2 separate regions of the Homo sapiens genome follow, and region 1 is linked to region 2. A link is an interaction called in ENCODE POLR2A ChIA-PET data of the cell type or tissue named here. Cell type or tissue: HepG2. All regions are shown on one strand. Links, peaks and the distances in the headings refer to the core of each region. The heading gives the core; the rest is flanking DNA.

What was found. Peaks named below come from ENCODE experiments on the same cell type or tissue, not always from the same donor. Only the 100,000 strongest peaks of a DNase experiment are listed, where the experiment ranks them.
Region 1: POLR2A ChIA-PET joins it to region 2 with 5 read pairs; 2 of 35 experiments call an interaction of 5 or more read pairs at or near these places.

The regions. Positions count from the first base shown.
Region 1 is chr10:102,849,241-102,856,448 of GRCh38, reverse strand. It overlaps BORCS7 (BLOC-1 related complex subunit 7), which reads right to left and starts at 2,190. Exons shown (of 5, transcript NM_001136200.2): 1 at 2,022-2,190. The coding sequence starts at 2,162. It overlaps BORCS7-ASMT (BORCS7-ASMT readthrough (NMD candidate)), which reads right to left and starts at 2,239. Exons shown (of 15, transcript NR_037644.1): 1 at 2,022-2,239. RefSeq lists enhancers at 1-847, 1,855-2,044, 1,644-2,156, 2,115-2,174, 2,157-2,670. In HepG2, for the core only: no CTCF peak of the experiment used is centred there; DNase peaks (open chromatin) are centred at 248, 1,898 and 2,278; H3K4me3 peaks cover 1,797 bases.
Region 2 is chr10:103,225,028-103,235,583 of GRCh38, reverse strand. No RefSeq gene overlaps it. Among named protein-coding and RNA genes, the nearest start is that of RPEL1, 16 kb to the left of the region's middle. RefSeq lists enhancers at 2,751-3,748, 3,749-4,746. In HepG2, for the core only: no CTCF peak of the experiment used is centred there; DNase peaks (open chromatin) are centred at 3,123 and 4,193; H3K4me3 peaks cover 220 bases.

The sequences.
Region 1 (7,208 bases), core at 1-4,000, 380 kb after region 2:
AGCATAAGTGCCATACACACATTTAAAAAATTGTTTTCATTCTTTTTTTTTTTCCTTTTTTTACAGAGACAAGATATCACTATGTGGCCCAGGCTGGTCTCGAACCCCTGGGCTTAAGCAATCCTGCCTCGGCCTCCCAAAGTGTTAGGATTACAGGCATGAGCCACTGCGCCCAGCCCACAGACACATGATGTTTAGAAAAAAACACAATGGACCCTCACTAAGCACACAACTCAAATGGAGGAGGAGAAGCGCAGGCATGCAAGAGACAAGCCTATGAGTCATAACCACTCATTATGCTGTGGGCAAATGTCAGTGTGTTTCTCCTCACAGGCTCTCTCCCCAGAGACCCCTTCCCTGATCATCTGTTTAAGATTAACCCTTTCGACCGGGTGTGGTGGCTCATGCCTGTAATCCCAGCACTTTAGGGGGCCAAAGCGGGAAGGATCACTTGAGGTCAGGAGTTTGAGACCAGCCTGGCCAACATGGTGAAACCCCATCTCTACTAAAAACACAAAAATTAGCTGGGTGTGGTGGCAGGCGCCTATAATCCCAGCTACTCAGGAGGCTGAGGCAGGAGAATCGCTTGAACCCAGGAGGCAGAGGTTGCAGTGAGCCCGAGATCGGGCCACTGCACTTTAGCCTGGGTGACAGAGCTAGTGGGACTCCTCCTCTGTCTCAAAACAAACAAACAAACAAAGATTAACCCTTTCATCACTCTCTATTCCCAGATTAATTTTGCTTCACAGGATTTACCACCACCTGATTTTTTTCTGTTTCACTTGTTTATCGTCTGTCTCTTCACTAAAATGTAAACTTCCCAAGTAGAGGGATTTAGTTTTGTTTATTCCGTGTACCTAGAGCAGTTCCTGGCACATAGCAGACACCCAATAAGTATTTGTTAAATGAATACTGTGGAATGAGTTTTTTACACATGAAATTCTCAGCTAATCAAACAAAATAGCTATGTGGAGACTGCTCAAGAAGCAATGCTGCCAGGAGCGGTGGCTCACGCCTGTAATCCCAGCACTTTGGAAGGCTGATGCAGGCAGATCATGAGGTCAAGAGTTCGAGACCAGCCTGGCCAACATGGTGAAACCTCATCTCTACTAAGAATACAAAAATAGCCAGGTGTGGTGGTGCGTGCCTGTAATCCCAGCTACTCAGGAGGCTGAGGCGGGAGAATCACTTGAACCCAGGAGGCGGAAGTTGCAGTGAGCCAAGATCACACCACTACACTCCAGCCTGGCGACAGAGCTAGACTCCGTCTCAAAAAAAAAAAAAAAAAAGGAAAAGTACTTCCTTCAATTAGTCATTCTAAAGACTTCATGAATTAAACTCCATAAAAGACAACAGTGTCTAGCATATATAAAATGCTAAATAAATGTACGTTTATTATGATGAATATGTTGAATATTTACAGGTGGTTAACTATAAACACCTCTAGTTGAAAATATATATAATATATATTACATATATTATATATAATATATATGTATATTATATATGTAATATATACATACACATTATATATAATATATACGTATATATATTATATAATACGTAATATATAATACTTATATATATAATTCGCCTCCCAGGTTCAAGCAATTCTCCTGCCTCAGCCTCCCAAGTAACTGGGATTACAGGCATGTGCCACCACGCTCGGCTATATATTTTTTTAATTATTATTTTTTAGTAGAGACGGGGGTTTCTCCATGATTGTCAGGCTAGTTTCGAACTCCCGACCTCAGGTGATCCGCCCGCCTCGGCCTCCCAAAGAGCTGTTTTAAAGCACAGGTTCCCATGGCATCGCTTCTTCCCCCAACCCTCACACACTGTCCCTAACCAAAGAGACTGCACACCCCAGAATGCAACACGCGCCTCCGCGAAGAAGACCTACTCATAGCAAGTACTTCACAGCCTACAATTCCCAAGATGCAACGCGACCTCCTTCCCACAGCAACGAAAGACTGCGACTCCCCGGACTATCAGGCCGGGAGAGTCCACTTCCAGCTCACCTCGGAGCTCCGGGAGCCTTTCAGCACCTGCTTGGTGAGCGCGATTACGTCAGTACCACAGGTGGTCACCTTCTCCGTGAGAAGCCCCTTCACGGACTGACCGAACCGCGCTTGAGACTCTGGCGTTCCAGTCGCCATCATTTCAGTTAGCGAACGGTTGCGCACTGACGATGGTGAGTCGCCGGGGCCAAAAGACAAGCAAAGCGGAAGGAAAAGAGGCGTCTCTTCCTCCATGGGAAAAGGAAGGGACGCATGCGCCTGATGGAGGTTGACCTTTGCTCACTAAACTCATGAACTATTCATTGATATCCTGAGGAAAACAGGGTCCAGGCAAACATCTCTGGAGGGGATGGAGGACAGTTTCATTGACTCTATGGTTCAGAATCGGAAAGCCTGCGGCAGGGCATGGCGGCGCACGCCTGAAATCCCAGCCCTTTGGGAGACCCAGGCAGGAGGATCACCTGAGCCTGAGAGTTCCAGACCACCCTGGGCAACATAGCGAAACTCCATCTCTTTAAAAATAAAATAAAATTAAAATTAATACAAATAATTAAAAAGAATCAGAAGGCCCGGATTACAGTCCCAATGCTACCATTTAGCAGTGTGTGGCTGCAAATTACTCAGCTTCTGTCTTATATTCCTCATCTGTTAAACAGAAGTAATAATGTTTCCAAGGGGTTATGAGAATATCATTCCATTCATATATATATACACATATATATATATACACATATATATACACATATATACACATATATACATATATATACATATATATACACATATATATATACATATATATTTTTTTTTCCCCAGAGTCTTGTTCTGTTGCCTAGGCCTTTTTTTGATTAATTGAGACAAGGGGCCAGGCGTGGTGGCTCACGCCTGTAATCCCAACACTTTGAAAGGCCAAGGTGGATCACTTGAGGTCAGGAGTTCAAGGCCAACCTATCCATATGGTGACACACCTGTAGTCCCAGCACTTTGGGAGGCCGAGGCAGAAGGGTCACTCAAGGCCAGGAGTTCAGTATCAGCAGCCTGGGCAACATAGCGATAACTTGTCTCATTTTATTTAATTTTATTTTATTTTATTTTTTTTTTGAGATGGAGTCTCGCTTTGTTGCCCAGGCTGGAGTGCAGTGGCTCGATCTCAGCTCACTGCAACATCCGCCTCCTGAGTTCAAGTGATTCTCCTGCCTCAGCCTCCCAAGTAGCTGGGATTACAGGTGCTTGCCACCAGGCCCGGCTAATTTTTGTATTTTTAGTAGAGATAGGGTTTCACCATGTTGGCCAGGCTGGTCTCAAATTCCTGACATCTAATGATCCACCAGCCTTGGCCTTCCAAAATGGTGGGATTACAGGCGTGAGCCACTGCACCTGGCCTCATTCCATTCAATTTTAACAAACATTTCATGAACTAAATACCAGACACTGTACTAGGCTGGGGATAGAGAAAGAAATGAAATACAGTTCTTGTCTCTGTGGAACTCCCAGGCTGATGAGGCAGATAGGCCTGTAAACAAATGAAGAAGGAAAAACAATCTAATAGAAAAATTGGCAAAAGGCACAAGTAGGCAATTCAAAAAAAAAAATCAACTGGCTGATAAATGTGAAAAATGCTCAACATCACTAGTAATTTTTATTGATAACCTCTTTATTGTATTAATACCAAACTGATGGTAACCACCTTGTAAGTGAATTAATATGTAAAATATTTCAAGTAGGCCAGGTGCCGTGGCTCACGCCTGTAATCCCAGCACTTTGGGAAGTTGAGGCGGGAGGATCACCTGAGGTCAGGAGTTCGAGACCAGCCTGCCCAACATGGTGGAACCCCGTCTCTACTAAAAATACAAAAATTAGCCGGGCGTGGTGGTGGGCACCTGTAGTCCCAGCTACTCTGGAGGCTGAGGCAGGAGAATTTCTTGAACCCGGGAGGCAGAGGTTGCAGTGAGCCGAGATCATGCCACTGTATTCCAGCCTAGGCGACAGAGTGAGACTCTGTCTCAAAAAAAAAATAAAATATTTCAAGTAGCTCCATTTCTTTTTTAGTTAATAAAAGATGTGAGAATGTTATTGTATTGAAAATTTTGTTCAAAATTACCTGTATTCAATATCAACATTACTTCCTCTTCCAAGTGTCTAGATTCATATGTCTCCGTTGAATCTCATTTACTGTTTACTTTTTGTCCTTAATAAACTTTATTGAGTTTATGTGCATGAATTTATGTTATAATTTATGTACAATAACAACATTATTTTTTGAGATGGAGTCTTGCTTTGTCACCCAGGCTGGAGTGCAGTGGCACGATCTTGGCTCACTGCAACCTTTGCCTCCCTGGTTCAAGCGATTCTCCTGCCTCAGCCTCCCGAGTAGCTGGGATTACAGGTGCCCACTATCACGCCTGGCTAATTTTTGTATTTTTAGTAGAGATGGGTTTCACCATGTTGGCTAGGCTGGTCTTGAACTCCTGACCTCAGGTGATCCACCTGCCTTGGCCTCCCAAAGTGCTGGGATTACAGGCGTTGAGCCACCACGCCCGGCCTGCACAATAACCACATTCTTTAAAGTGTACGATTTGATGAGTGTGACAGACGTATACATCTGTGAACCACCACCACTATTAAGATACAGAACAGGGTGGGAGCAGTAGCTCATGCCTGTATTCCCAGCACTTTGGGAGGCCGAGGCAGAAAGATTGCTTGAGGCCAGGAGTTCAATATCAGCAGCCTGGGCAACATAGCGATAACTTGTCTCATTTTATTTATTTATTTTTATTATTTATTTACTTTATTTTGAGACGGAGTCTTGCCCTGTCACCCAGGCTGGAGTACACGGGTGTGATCTTGGCTCACTGCAACCTCCGCCTCCCGGGTTCAAGCGATTCTCCTGCCTCAGCCTCCCAAGTAGCTGGGACTACAGGTACGCACCATCGCGCCCGGCTAATTTTTGTATTTTTAGTAGAGGTGGGGTTTCACCATGTTGGCCAGGCTGGTCTTGAACTCCTGACCTCATGATCGGCCCACCTTGGCCTCCCAAAGTGCTGGGATTACAGACATGAGCCACCACGCCCGGCCCCTTGTCTCAATTAAAAAAAAAAAAAAAAAGATGCAAAACATTTCATCACCCTCAGAAGTTTCCAAGTGCCCTTTAAAGTCCATCTCTCCTTCTCTGTCTCACCCGGGCAACCACTGCCCTGCTTTTGGGAACTATAGATTAATTTGCATTTCTAGAATGGCAAATAAATAGCATCATACAGGCTTTTTTGAGGGGAGGGGGGTCTTTTTTTGTCTGGCTTCATTCTTGCAGCATGATGATTTGACATGTTGTTGTGCATATAACTAGCCTGTTCATTTTTATTGCTGAGAAATATTCCACTGCATGGATAGTTCTCACTGTGTTTATTCACTCTCTTGTTGATGGACACTTGGGTTGTTTCCACTTTTGGGTTTTTGTTTTGTTTTGTTGTTTTTTGGTTTTGGTTTTTGTCGTTGTTTTTGAGACAGAGTCACTCCTCTGTCATCCAGGCTGGAGTGTATGGCATAACCACAGCTCAAGCTCCCAGGCTCAAGCAATCCTCCCACCTCAACCTCCGGAATAGCTGGAACTACAGGTTCATGCCACCATGCCTGGCTAATTTTTACAATTTTTTCTGTAAAGACAGGGTCTCCCTATGTTGCCTGGGCTCAAGTGATTTTCCTGCCTTGCCCTCCCAAAGTTCTGGGATTACAGGCATAAGCCCATCACACCTGGCCTCCACTTTTGGAATATTATGAATATTCTGCTATGAACATTTGTACACAAGTCTTTATGTGGGTTGTTTTCATTTCTCTTGGGTAACTATCTAGTAGTGGAATGGCTGGATCATATGGTAAGTGTTTCAGTTTTCAAGAAACTGCCAAACCATTTTCCAAAGTGGTTTAACACTTTACATTTCCGATAGCAGTGTATGCCACTCCAGTTGCTCCACATCCACAAACTTAGGAAAAGATGGAATGTTCTATAGCCATGGTAACACGTAGCTACCTGTGGTGGACAGACTGGCCGCTCAGGGTAGCCTTTGACCCCACCTCCTGGTGTTCTTGCTCTTGTGTGATCCTCTTCTCTTCCTTGTGGACATGATCTTTGATTTGCTTCTAATCGATAGTGTATGCACAGGTGATAGGAAACACATGATGATGTTACATAAGATTACATGTTACATCACCATTCCCCTCATCTTGCTGGAGCCTCTCTCTTGCCAGAGCCTCTCTCTCTTGCCGGCTGTGAGTAAGCGAGTGGCCACGTTGGAGAACTCCACGTGACAAGGAACTGCAAGTACCATCTAGTCACCTACCTCTGGGCCTCCAGCTGACAGCCAGCGGAAAAAAAAAAAAAAAGCTCTCAGTCCAACAATCAAAAGGAACTCAATCCTGCTAACAACCAGGCACATAGGAAGCAGATTCTTCCCCAGTAGAGCCTCCAGATGGAACCCAACCCTGGCCCACACCTTTACTGCAGCCTGTGAGACACTAAGTAGATGGCCCAGAGAAGCTATACTTAGGTTCCTAACCCACCAAGACTGTAAGATAATACATGTGTGTTGTTTTAAGCCACAAAGTTTCTGGTAATATTCATGGTAATGTGGTAGTAGAAAACTAATATATTACCAGAACTCATTTGAAATCTGTTCAGCTGGGCGCAGTGGCTCACACTGGTAATCCCAGCACTTTGGGAGGCCAAGTAGGGAGGATCACTTGAGCTCAGGAATTCAAGACCAGCCTGGGGATCATGGTGAAACCCCATCCCTATGAAAAATTCAAACATTAGCTGAGCGTGAAGATGTGCGCCTGTAGTCCCAGCTACTTGGGAGGCTGAGGTGGGAGGATCACCTGAACCCAGGAAGTCGAGGCTGAAGTGAGCCGTGATTGCACCACTGCGCTCAGACTAAGTGACAGAACCAGACCCTGTCTCAAAAAAAAAAAAAAGAAAAGAAACAGAAAAAGAAATCTGTTCAATCAATTTATGACAACTCACCTCAGTGAACCCCCTTTTGCAAACCAAACAATCAGGATCTGCCCCTTCACTTCTGAATATCAATCATTCAGGAGTTTGAGTCCTGCCTGGGCAACATAGAAAGACATTGTCAAAAGAGGCTGGGCGCAATGGCTCACACCTGCAATCCCAGGCAGAGGTGGGTGGATTGCCTG
Region 2 (10,556 bases), core at 2,486-6,485:
GATGGGGTTTCACCATGTTAGCCAGGATGGTCTTGATCTCCTGACCTCATGATCTGCCCGCCTCGGCCTCCCAAAGTGCTGGGATTACAGGCGTGAGCCACTGCACCCGGCCTCTACAGATCCCTTTCATCTTCACAAACTGAAGCTCTATCAGAGCTTCAGAAAGTCTCCATTCCTCCTCCCCCAGCCCCTGGCAACTGCTGTCATCTACTTTCTTTTTGTTGTTGTTTGTTTTTGAGATGGAGTTTCATTCTTCTTGCCCAGGCTGGAGTGCAGTGGTGCAGTCTTGGCTCACTGTAACCTCCGCCTCCAGGGTTCAAACAATTCTCCTGCCTCAGTTTCCCAAGTAGCTGGCATTACAGGCACCCACCACCACTCCCAGCTAGTTTTTTTTGTATTTTAGTAGAGATGGGGTTTCACCATGTTGGCCAGGCTACTCTCGAATTCCTGACCTTAGGTGATCTGCCTGCCTCAGCCTCCCAAAGTGCTGGGATTACAGGTGTGAGCAACTGCACCCAGCTCCATCATCTGCTTTCTATCTCCATACATTTGACTGCTCTAGGTACCTCATGTAAGCAGAGCTATACAGGATGCATCCTTTTGTTACTGGGTTATTTCACTTAGCATAATGTCTTCAAGGTTTAGAATATCCTTCCTTTTTAAGGCTGAATAATCCAGCGGTTTGGGTGTGTATGTATATGTCAAATTTTGTTTATCCATTCATCTGCTGATGGGCACTTGAGTTGCTTCTACCTTTTGGCTATCATGAATAATGCTGTTAGGAACATAAGTATACAGTGTCTCTTCAAGACCCTGCTTTCTTTGTTTTTTTTTGTTTTTGTTTTTGTTTTTGTTTTTGAGACAGAGTCTTGCTCTGTTGCCCAGGCTGGAGTGCAGTGGTGCAATCTTGGCTCACTGCAACCTCCACCTCCTGGATCCAAGTGTTTCTCCTGCCTCAGCCCCCCAAGTAGCTGGGACTACAGGCATGCACCACCACAGCTGGCTAATTTTTTTTTTTTTTTTGTATTTTTAGTAGAGACAGGATTTCACCATGTTGGTCAGGCTGGTCTCGAACTCCTGATCTCAGATGATCCACCTGCCTCAGCCTCCCAAAGTATTGGAATTACAGGCGTGAGCCACCATGCCAGGCCAAGACCCTGCTTTCTTTTTGGGATGTGTCCAGAAGTGGAATTGCTGGATCATATGGCAATTTTATTTTTAATTTTTTGAGGAGCCACCATACACAGTGGTTTGTACCGCTTTACATTCCCACCAGCACTATGCAGGGATCCAGTTCCTCTACATCCTTATCAACACTTGTTATTTTGTTTTTTTTTGTTGTTGTTTGTCTTTAAAATAGCCATCATACTGCATGTGAGGCGACACTGTATCTTGTGGTTTTCATTTGCATTTCCCTAATGATTACTGATGTTGAACATCTTTTCATGTGCTTATTGGCCATTTGTATATCTTATTTGGAGAAATGTCTAAACTAAGGACTTTGGCAATTTTTTTTTTTTTTTGAGATGGAGTCTTGCTCTGTCACCCAGACTGGAGTGCACTGGTGCGATCTCAGCTCACTGCAACCTCTGCCTCCCATGTTCAAGCTATTCTGCTGCCTCAGCTTCCTGAGTAGCTGGGACTACAGGCATGCGCCACCACGCCTGTCTAATTTTTGTATTTTTAGTAGAGATGGGTTTTCGCCGTGTTGGCCAGGCTGGTCTAGAACTCCTGAGCTCAGGTGATTCACCTGCCCCAGCCTCCCAAAGTGCTGGGATCATAGGTGTGAGGCACCGCACCTGGCCGACATTGCCCATTTTTAAATTGGGCTGTTCGGTTTTTTTTTTATTTTTGTAGGGGTCCTCTATGTATTCTGGATATTAGCCCTTATCAGATATATGATTTGCAAATATTTTCTCCCATTATGTGAGTTGCCCTTTTATTCTGTTGATAGTATACTTTGATGTCCAAAAGTCCTTAAGTTTTTATATAGCCTATTTTGCCTGTTTTTTTCTGTTGTTACCTATGTTTTTGGTGTCATATCCTCCAGTAATCAATCTTTCTTTTTATTTTATTTTATTTTTTTGAGACAGGGTCTCACTCTGTTGCCCAGGCTGGAGTGCAGTGGCACGATCATGGCTCACTGCAGCTCCACCTCCCCAGGCTCAGGTGATCCTCCCACCTCAGCCTCCCTAGTAGCTAGGACTACAGGGGCATGCCACAACACCCAGCTAATTTTTGTACTTTTTGTAGAGATGGGATTTCATCATGTTGCCCCTTTTTTTTGAACTCCCAAGCTCAAGCGATCTGCCTGTCTCAACCTCCCAAAGTGCTGGCCGCAATAGGCATGAGTCACCATGCCCAACCTCCAATAATCTTTTAAATACACACTTGTATATAGTTGATCCTTTCACTGTCCTCTTTGTAATCCTGGAATGCTTCTTTCTTTTAAACTTCTTAACCTGAACGACCTGGTCTCCATACTTCCTCAGTCTCATCTCTCACTAACAAGGTAATCCGTTGTCATTCTGAATTTCCTGCACAGCTGCAAGCATTCACCTTGCTCTCCGAAGTCACCTTTCCACTTGCTAGGCCCACTTCCTCCCTACCTTGCTGTTCACTAAACTAAGTTCCACTCAACCTTTAAAGCTTCCTTCAAGTACTTCCTCCTCTGGGAGGCTTCTTTGGCTGTTCCACAAGTTAAGTGCCTTCCTTGGTAACCTTTAATTTAATTTAATTTAATTTAATTTATTTATTTATTTTTGAGACAGAGTCTTGCTCTGTCGCCCAAGCTGGAGTGCAGTGGTGCAATGTTGGCTCACTGCAACCTCCGCCTCCCGGGTTCAAACAATTCTCTGCCTCAGCCTCCCGAGTGGCTGGGATTACAGCTACCCGCCACCATGCCTGGCTAATTTTTGTATTTTTAGTAGAGATGGGGTTTCACCATCTTGGCCAGGCTGGTCTTGAACTCCTGACTTTGTGATCCACCTGCCTCGGCCTCCCAAAGTGTTGGGTTTACACCCAGCCAACCTTTAATTTTATGGTAACCCTTATCAGATTGTGTTTTAATTGTTGGCTCACCGGCTTCCTGTCCCTCCCACTAGACTCTACATTCCTTAAGGGCAGGGTTACTATTCCTATCTTGTCATCTGCATGCTGCTCAAACAATTGAACTCGATCTCTGCCACTATTTAGTTGCTTTGACATTCAGCAAACTAGTCAAACTCTCTGGGCCTCAGTTTTCTCATAGGATCATTGTGAAAATTAATTAAGATTGTGTTTGTAAAGTGCTTAGTGCTTACTCTGGATCAGAGTAAAATGCCCAACAAAAATTAGCCATTGCTTCCATCAGCTTGTTGAATTGAGATCTCAAACTCTAATCAGCTGTATGACTTTAGACAAAAATCTTAAGTTCCTAAGGCCTGTTTTTCCTTCTCCCTGGATCACCTAGAGTCGTGATTCCCAAAGTAGGCTACACTTTGTAATCACCTGGGGAGCTTTAAGAATGCTAATATTGGCCAGACGCGGTGGCTCTCACCTGTAATCCCAGCACTTTGGGAGGTTGAGGCAGGTGGATTATGAGGTCAACAGATCGAGACCATCCTGGTCAACAATGGTGAAACCCCGTCTCTACTAAAAATACAAAAATTAGCTTGGTGTGGTGGCTCATGACTATAATCCCAGCACTTTGGGAGGACAAGGCAAGCGGATCACAAAGTCAGGAGTTTGAGACCAGCCTGACCAATATAGTGAAACGAAAATACAAAAATACAAAAACTACGAAAAATACAAAAAATTATCCGAGTATGGTGGTGGGCGCCTGTAGTCCCAGCTACTTGGGAGGCTGAGGCAGGGGAATTGGTTGAACCCAGAGGTGGAGGTTGCAGTGAGCAGAAATCGTGCCTCTGTACTCCAGCCTGGGTGACAGAGCAAGACTCTGTCTCAAAAAAAAAAAAAAAAAAAAGCTAATATCTGGGTCCCTCTGCTAAAAATTCTGACTTAATTGGTGTGAGGTACAACTTGGGCATGGGCATTTTGCAGAGGCTCCCCTGGTGATTCTAATGTTCAGCCAGAATTGAGAAACACCAATCTAAAGTTTCTTTCTAATGTAACACACTAGAAAGTTGAGCTGCAGAATTCCGTGGACGCAGGGGAATGGAATGTCTCTGGGCATTCTTCTGCTATCACCCTTTGTTAGTTTAACAGGAAGCATTATTGAACAAGCTCACTAAGCTGGAATTCCAAGAGTATTTGTGGATTCCTGAGTGTTTAAATTTAGCAGCTCACTTCATCCAGGAGAAACCTGGGGACCAGTGCTCTGAGAAAGAGAAAACAATGGTTCTTCCCTACTCTACAGCTCTAACCCAAGGCCTGGGAGTCTAGATACCCTGGAGTTCTGTATTATGGTTAAAGGAAAGGGAGGAGGAAAGAGTCCTTGGTAATCGGTATAATCCTTTTTTTTTTCCCCAAGGGACAGAGTCCTGCTCTGTCGCCCAGGCTGGAATACAGTGGTGCAATCATAGCTCACTGAAACCTTGAACTCCTCCTTCAGCCTCCTGAGCAGCTAGACCTACATATACGTGCTACCACGCCTGGCTAATCTTTTTTCTTTTTTTAATGTTTGTACCAATGGGGGTCTCACTATGTTGCCCAGGCTAGCTGGAAATCCTGGCCTCAAGTGATCCTCCCACCTTGGCCTCCCAAAGTGCTGGGATTACAGGCGTGAGCCATTGTGCCTGGCCCCTTGCTATAATCGTAGTGGGGGCACCTGGGGCCCTGACTAGAACAGGGTAGGGGCTGAGATTTACAAATATTCATTCCCTTATCACTGTACTGTGCTTTAAAACCACATTCACAGCCATTACTTGAGTCTCCGCATAATCTTGAGAAATGCAGAGCAGATATTACTGCCTCTACTTTGTGGATAAGCAAACCAAGTCTGAATGGTTAAGGGCCTTGCCAAAAGTCACAGTGCATTAACACGAAGGGTCAGCATAGAGTCCCTATATCCTGACTCTCTGTTGGGGGCAGAAAAACTCTTCACACCCAGGTAGCTCAGAGTCCTTCTTGGCTTCTTGGACTTGGAGTCAAGGTTCTAAGTGGTCCCATTAAATGCTACAGGGAATGACTAAAATACCTCTTCCTGGCCGGGCGCAGTGGCTCACGCCTGTAATCCCAGCACTTTGGGAGGCCGAGGCGGGCGGATCACGAGGTCAGGAGATAGAGACCATCCTGGCTAACATGGTGAAGCCCTGTCTCTACTAAAAATACAAAAAAAAAAAAAAAAAAAAAATTAGCCGGGCATGGTGGCAGGCGCCTGTAGTCCCAGCTACTCGGGAGGCTGAGGCAGGAGAATGGCGGGAACCCGGGAGGCGGAGCTTGCAGTGAGCCGAGATTGCGCCACTGCACTCCAGCCTGGGTGACAGAGCGAGACTCCGTGTCATAAATAAATAAATAAATACCTCTTCCTGATGCCCTGTGGTCAGCCACCTCTGAGCACAGTTGCACTCTCTGGGATCATGAGCAAAACCCTCACTTTTGCAAAGTGTGATGCTCAGACCAGCTTTGAGGCTTGGTCATTCAGGGAGGCATTTAGTTATAATGCCCAGTGTGTCCAGGAATACTCAGAAGGGCCCAGTAGTGTTGGCCAAATGCTGAGTCACAGATAGGGGTTGGCCCTTGGCCACTGGCTCAAGATGAAATAGAAAAAAAAAAAAATCAGGAAATTATCTTTTACTAAGCTAAATGTGATTAAACTCCTGTCTTATTCTGAGATTATGTTCTTTCTACTTTTTTGGTATTAAAATTACCTTTTGGATGGGCACGGTGGCTCACTCCTGTAATCCCAGCACTTTGGGAGGCTGAGGCGGGTGGATCACCTGAGGTCAGGAGTTCAAGACCAGCCTGGCCAACATGGCGAAACCCCGTCTCTACTAAAAATACAAAAATTACCTGGGCATGGTGGCAGGCGCCTATAATCCCAGCTACTTGGGAGGCTGAAACAGGAGAATCGCTTGAACCCGGGAGACAGAGATGGCAGTGAGCTGAGATGGTGCCACTGCACTCCAGCCTGGGCAACAGAGCTAGACTGCATCTCAAAAAACAAACAAACAAAAAAATTACCTTTCATGAATTAGTGCTGACAGTAGATGGCAGTTTATTTTGATGTGCTGAATGCCAGAGTTAACAGATGGCCATCCTATGTAAATCCTCAAAATTGCTTTTGAAATGTTACTGATCCAAGGAATCCCAATTCTGCTAATCAACTCCCCATTTTGGAGGACCAGGAGTAAGGCCCTATGACTCCAGGATCTTCAGGGTCGTGGGAGGCCTCACCTTGAGAGCAGCAATAGAATATTCAACACTAAAAGAATCAAAATGCCCAGAGTTGGGCCTTGCCACTCATAAGTTCATGTAGAAAGAAAAGAGCCATTGTCACATGGTTTGTGTGTGTGTGTGTGTGTGTGTGTGTGTGTGTGTGTGTTTGAGACGGAGTTTTGCTCTTGTTGCCCAGGCTGGAGTGCAGTGGTGTGATCTCAGCTCACTGCAACCTCTGCTTCCTAGGTTCAAGCGATTCTCCTGCCTCAGCCTCCTAAGTGGCTGGGATTATAGGTGCGTGCCACCACGCCTAGCTAATTTTTTGTATTTTGAGTAGAGACAGGGTTTCATCATGTTGGTCAGGCTGGTTGTGAACTCCTGACCCCAGGTGATCCACCTGCCTCGGCCTCCCAAAGTGCAGGGATTACAGGCACGAGCCACCATGCCCGGCCTTTTTGTGTATTTGTTGCTGTTTTGAAATGGAGTCCCACTCTGTCATCCAGGCTGTAGTGCAGTGGCCCAATCTCAGCTCACTGCAGCCTCTTGTCTCTTGGGTTCGATTCTCCTGCCTCAGCCCCCCAAATAGCTGGGATTACAGGCATCTGCCACCACACCTGGCTAATTTTTGTATTTTTAGTAGAGACGAGGTTTCACCATGTTGGCCAGGCTAGTCTCGAAGCTCTGACCTCAAGTGATCCGCCCTCCTCGGCCTGCCAAAGTGCTGGGATTACATGTGTGAGCCACCGCGCCCAGACACATTGGTTTTATTTAACAAACATTATTATCTTCACTTCCATTTTAAAGATGAGGAAACTAAGACACGAGGGTGTTAAGAAACTTGCCCAAGGCCACAGCTAGTTAGCAGCAGAGCCAAGAGTTGAAGCCAGGGAGTCTGGCTGTGGAATCCATGCTCTTAATCCCTTCACTACACTGCCTGGTTGGAAGCAATTTAAGACTTTGTGGCATGTAATGGTCTATTTTCAGCCTGTGATTCCAAAGATGGCAAGTGCCTGTGGACTAAGCCGCCTGATCTGTGTTGAGCTACTGTCAGTGATCCCTTTTTGAGCCCCCTCCACAACACCACTTGGAAAATCAGAACAGGTGGACAGCCCTTTGACAGTCTGGAAAGACATCAGCAGCAAAAGCAATGAACTTTGGGTAAGGTTAGCAAGCCCTTGTAGCTTGGAACCTGAGAGGTCCTTTAGAGCCTAGGCTGGTAGCTTTCAAAAACAGTTTTAAAAGCAACCAAACCCTTTTTTCCAATATAGACCTATTTTCAGCTAATAGTATACATAGAAAATAGGTAAGATATGTAACATGTATGTATATGTACATATATACATACACATATATCCTTAGGTGGAACCCCTTCATAAAACAGATTAAAGTGGAGGTGTTGTGTGGAAGAACTAGGGATCCAGTTGGCCTTATTCTCATCCCTCATGTAACACTGAGCCACTATCTGGGACCCTAGAGCTTTGAGGAACAGTCTGAAGACCATTGCTCCAGACCAGCTTTTTCTAGGGAAGATATTAGTCTCATAGAATGTGTTATGGAAAAAAACAATTTCATGTTCAAATGCATCTGGGAAACCCTGGATGTGCTAACTTTGTTTTGAGGTTTGCAACTATAGGTATACCTCAGAGATATCGTGGATTCCATTCCAGACAATCATAATAAAGCAATAAAGTGAGTCACATGATTTTTGTTTCTTAGTCCATATAAAAGCTATGTTATTGTAGTCTATTAAGTGTGCAATAGTTTAATTGTGTAATAGCATTATGTCTTTTAAAACTATACCTTAATTTAAAAATACTTTGTTGCTAAATAGTGCTAACAATCATCTGAGCCTTTAATCTTTTTGCTGGTGGAGGGTCTTGCTCGATGTTGATGGCTGCTGACTTATCAGACCAGTGGTTTCGCTCTTGTTGCCCAGGCTGGAGTGCAATGGCTCGATCTCGGCTCACTGCAACCTCTGCCTCCCGGGTTCAAGCAATTTTCCTGCCTCAGCCTCATGAGTAGCTGGGATTACAGGCACCCACCACTACATCCAGCTAATTTTTGTATATTTAGTAGAGACAGGGTTTCACCATGTTGACCAGTCTGTTCTTGAACTTCTGACCTCAGGTTATCTACCTGCCTTGGCCTCCCAAAGTGCTGGATTACAGGCATGAGTCACCGCGCCCAGCCCAAGCTTCTTTCAAAATTGGAGTCAATCCTCTCAAACCCTACTGCTTTACCAACTAAGTTTATGTAATAATCTTTTTTTTTTTTTTGAGATGGAGTTTCACTCTGTCACCCAGACTGGAGTGCCATGGCACGATCTTGGCTCACTGTAACCTCTGCATCCCGAGTTCAAGCAATTTTCCTGCGTCAGCCTCCCGAGTAGCTGGGATTATAGCTATGTGCCACCACACCGGCTAAATTTTATATTTTTAGTAGAGACAGGGTTTCACCATGTTGGCCAGGCTGGTCTCAAACTCCTGACCTCAAGTGATCTGCCTGCCTTGGCCCGCCAAAGTGCTGGGATTACAGGCATGTGCCAAAGCCACCGTGCCCAGCATAATAAACTTTTTAATGTAATATTCTCTTTTTTTTGAGACAAAGTCCCACTCCGTCACCTAGGTTGGAGTGCAGTGGCGCCATCTCGGCTCACTGAAACTTCTGCCTTCTGGGCTCAAGTGATCCTCCCACTTCAGCCTCCTGAGTAGCTTGGACGACAGGCATGCACCACCACACCTGGCTAATTTTGATATATTTTGTAGAGATGGAGTTTTGCCATGTTGCCTAGGCTTGTCTCGAACTCCTGGGCTCAAGCAATTTGCCTGCCTCAGCCTCCCAAAGTGCTGGGATTACAGGTGTAAGCCACCACCCCTTGGCTAGTTTATGTAATATTCTAAATGCTTTGTTAACATTTCCACAATGTTCACAGCATGTTCACCAGGAATAGAGTCTATCTCAAGTAATCACTTTCTTTGCTTGTCCATATGAAGCAACTCCTCATCTATTCAAGTTTTATTATGAGATTACAGCAATTCAGTCACATCTGAATCACTCCACTTCTAATTCTAGTTCTGTTTCTATTTCCTCACATCTGCAGTAACTTCCTTCACTGAACTCTTGAATCCCTCAAAGTCATCCTTGAGGGTTGGGATCAACTTCTTCCCAGCTTCTGTTAATGTTGATATTTTGACCTCCTCCCATGGAGAATGAATTTTTTTTTTTTTTTAAGACAGCATCTTGTTCTGTCACCCAGGCTGGAGTGTAGTGGTATGATCTTGGCTCCCTGCAACCTCTGTCTCTGCCTTCTGGGCTGAAGCAATTCTCTTACTTCAGCTTCCTGAGTAGCTGGGACTACTGGCATGTGCCACCACACCCAGCTAATTTTTATATTTTTTGTAGAGACAGGGTTTCCCTGTGTTGCCCAGGTTGTCTTGAACTCCTGGGCTCAAGTGATCCGCCTGCCTTGGCCTCCCAAAGTGCTGGGCATACAGGAATGATATAGTTTGGATCTGTGTTCCTGCCCAAATGTCATGTTGAATGGTAATCCCCAACATGGGAGGTGGGAACTGATGGGAAATAATTGGGCCATGGGGTCGGATTTCCCCCTTTGGTGGTATGCTCATGATAGAGTTCTCACGAGATCTGGTTTTTTAAAAGTATGTACCACGGCCAGGTGCGGTGGTTCATGCCTGTAATCCCAGCACTTTGGGAGGCCGAGGCGGGCAGATCACGAGGTCAGGAGATTGAGACCATCCTGGCTAACACGGTGAAACCCCATCTCTACTAAAAATACAAAAAAATTAGCTGGGCGTGGTGGCTGGCACCTGTGGTCCCAGCTACTTGGGAGGCTGAGGCAGGAGAATGGCGTGAAGCCAGGAAGTGGAGCTTGCCATGAGCCAAGATCACACCTCTGCACTCCAGCCTGGGCGACAGAGCAAGACTCTGTCTCAAAACAAAAACGAAAACAAAAAAATGTGTGTACCACTTCCGGCTGGGCGCAGTGGCTCACGCCTGTAATCCCAGCACTTTGGGAGGCCGAGGCAGGTGGATCACGAGGTCAGGAGCTCAAGACCAGCCTGGCCAAGATGGTGAAAACCCATCTCTACTAAAAATACAAAAATTAGCTGAGCTTGGTGACAGGTGCCTGTAATCCCAGCTACTTGGGAGGGTGAGGCAGGAGAATTGCTTGAACCCAGGCAGCAGAGGTTGCAGTGAGCCGAGATCATGCCATTGCA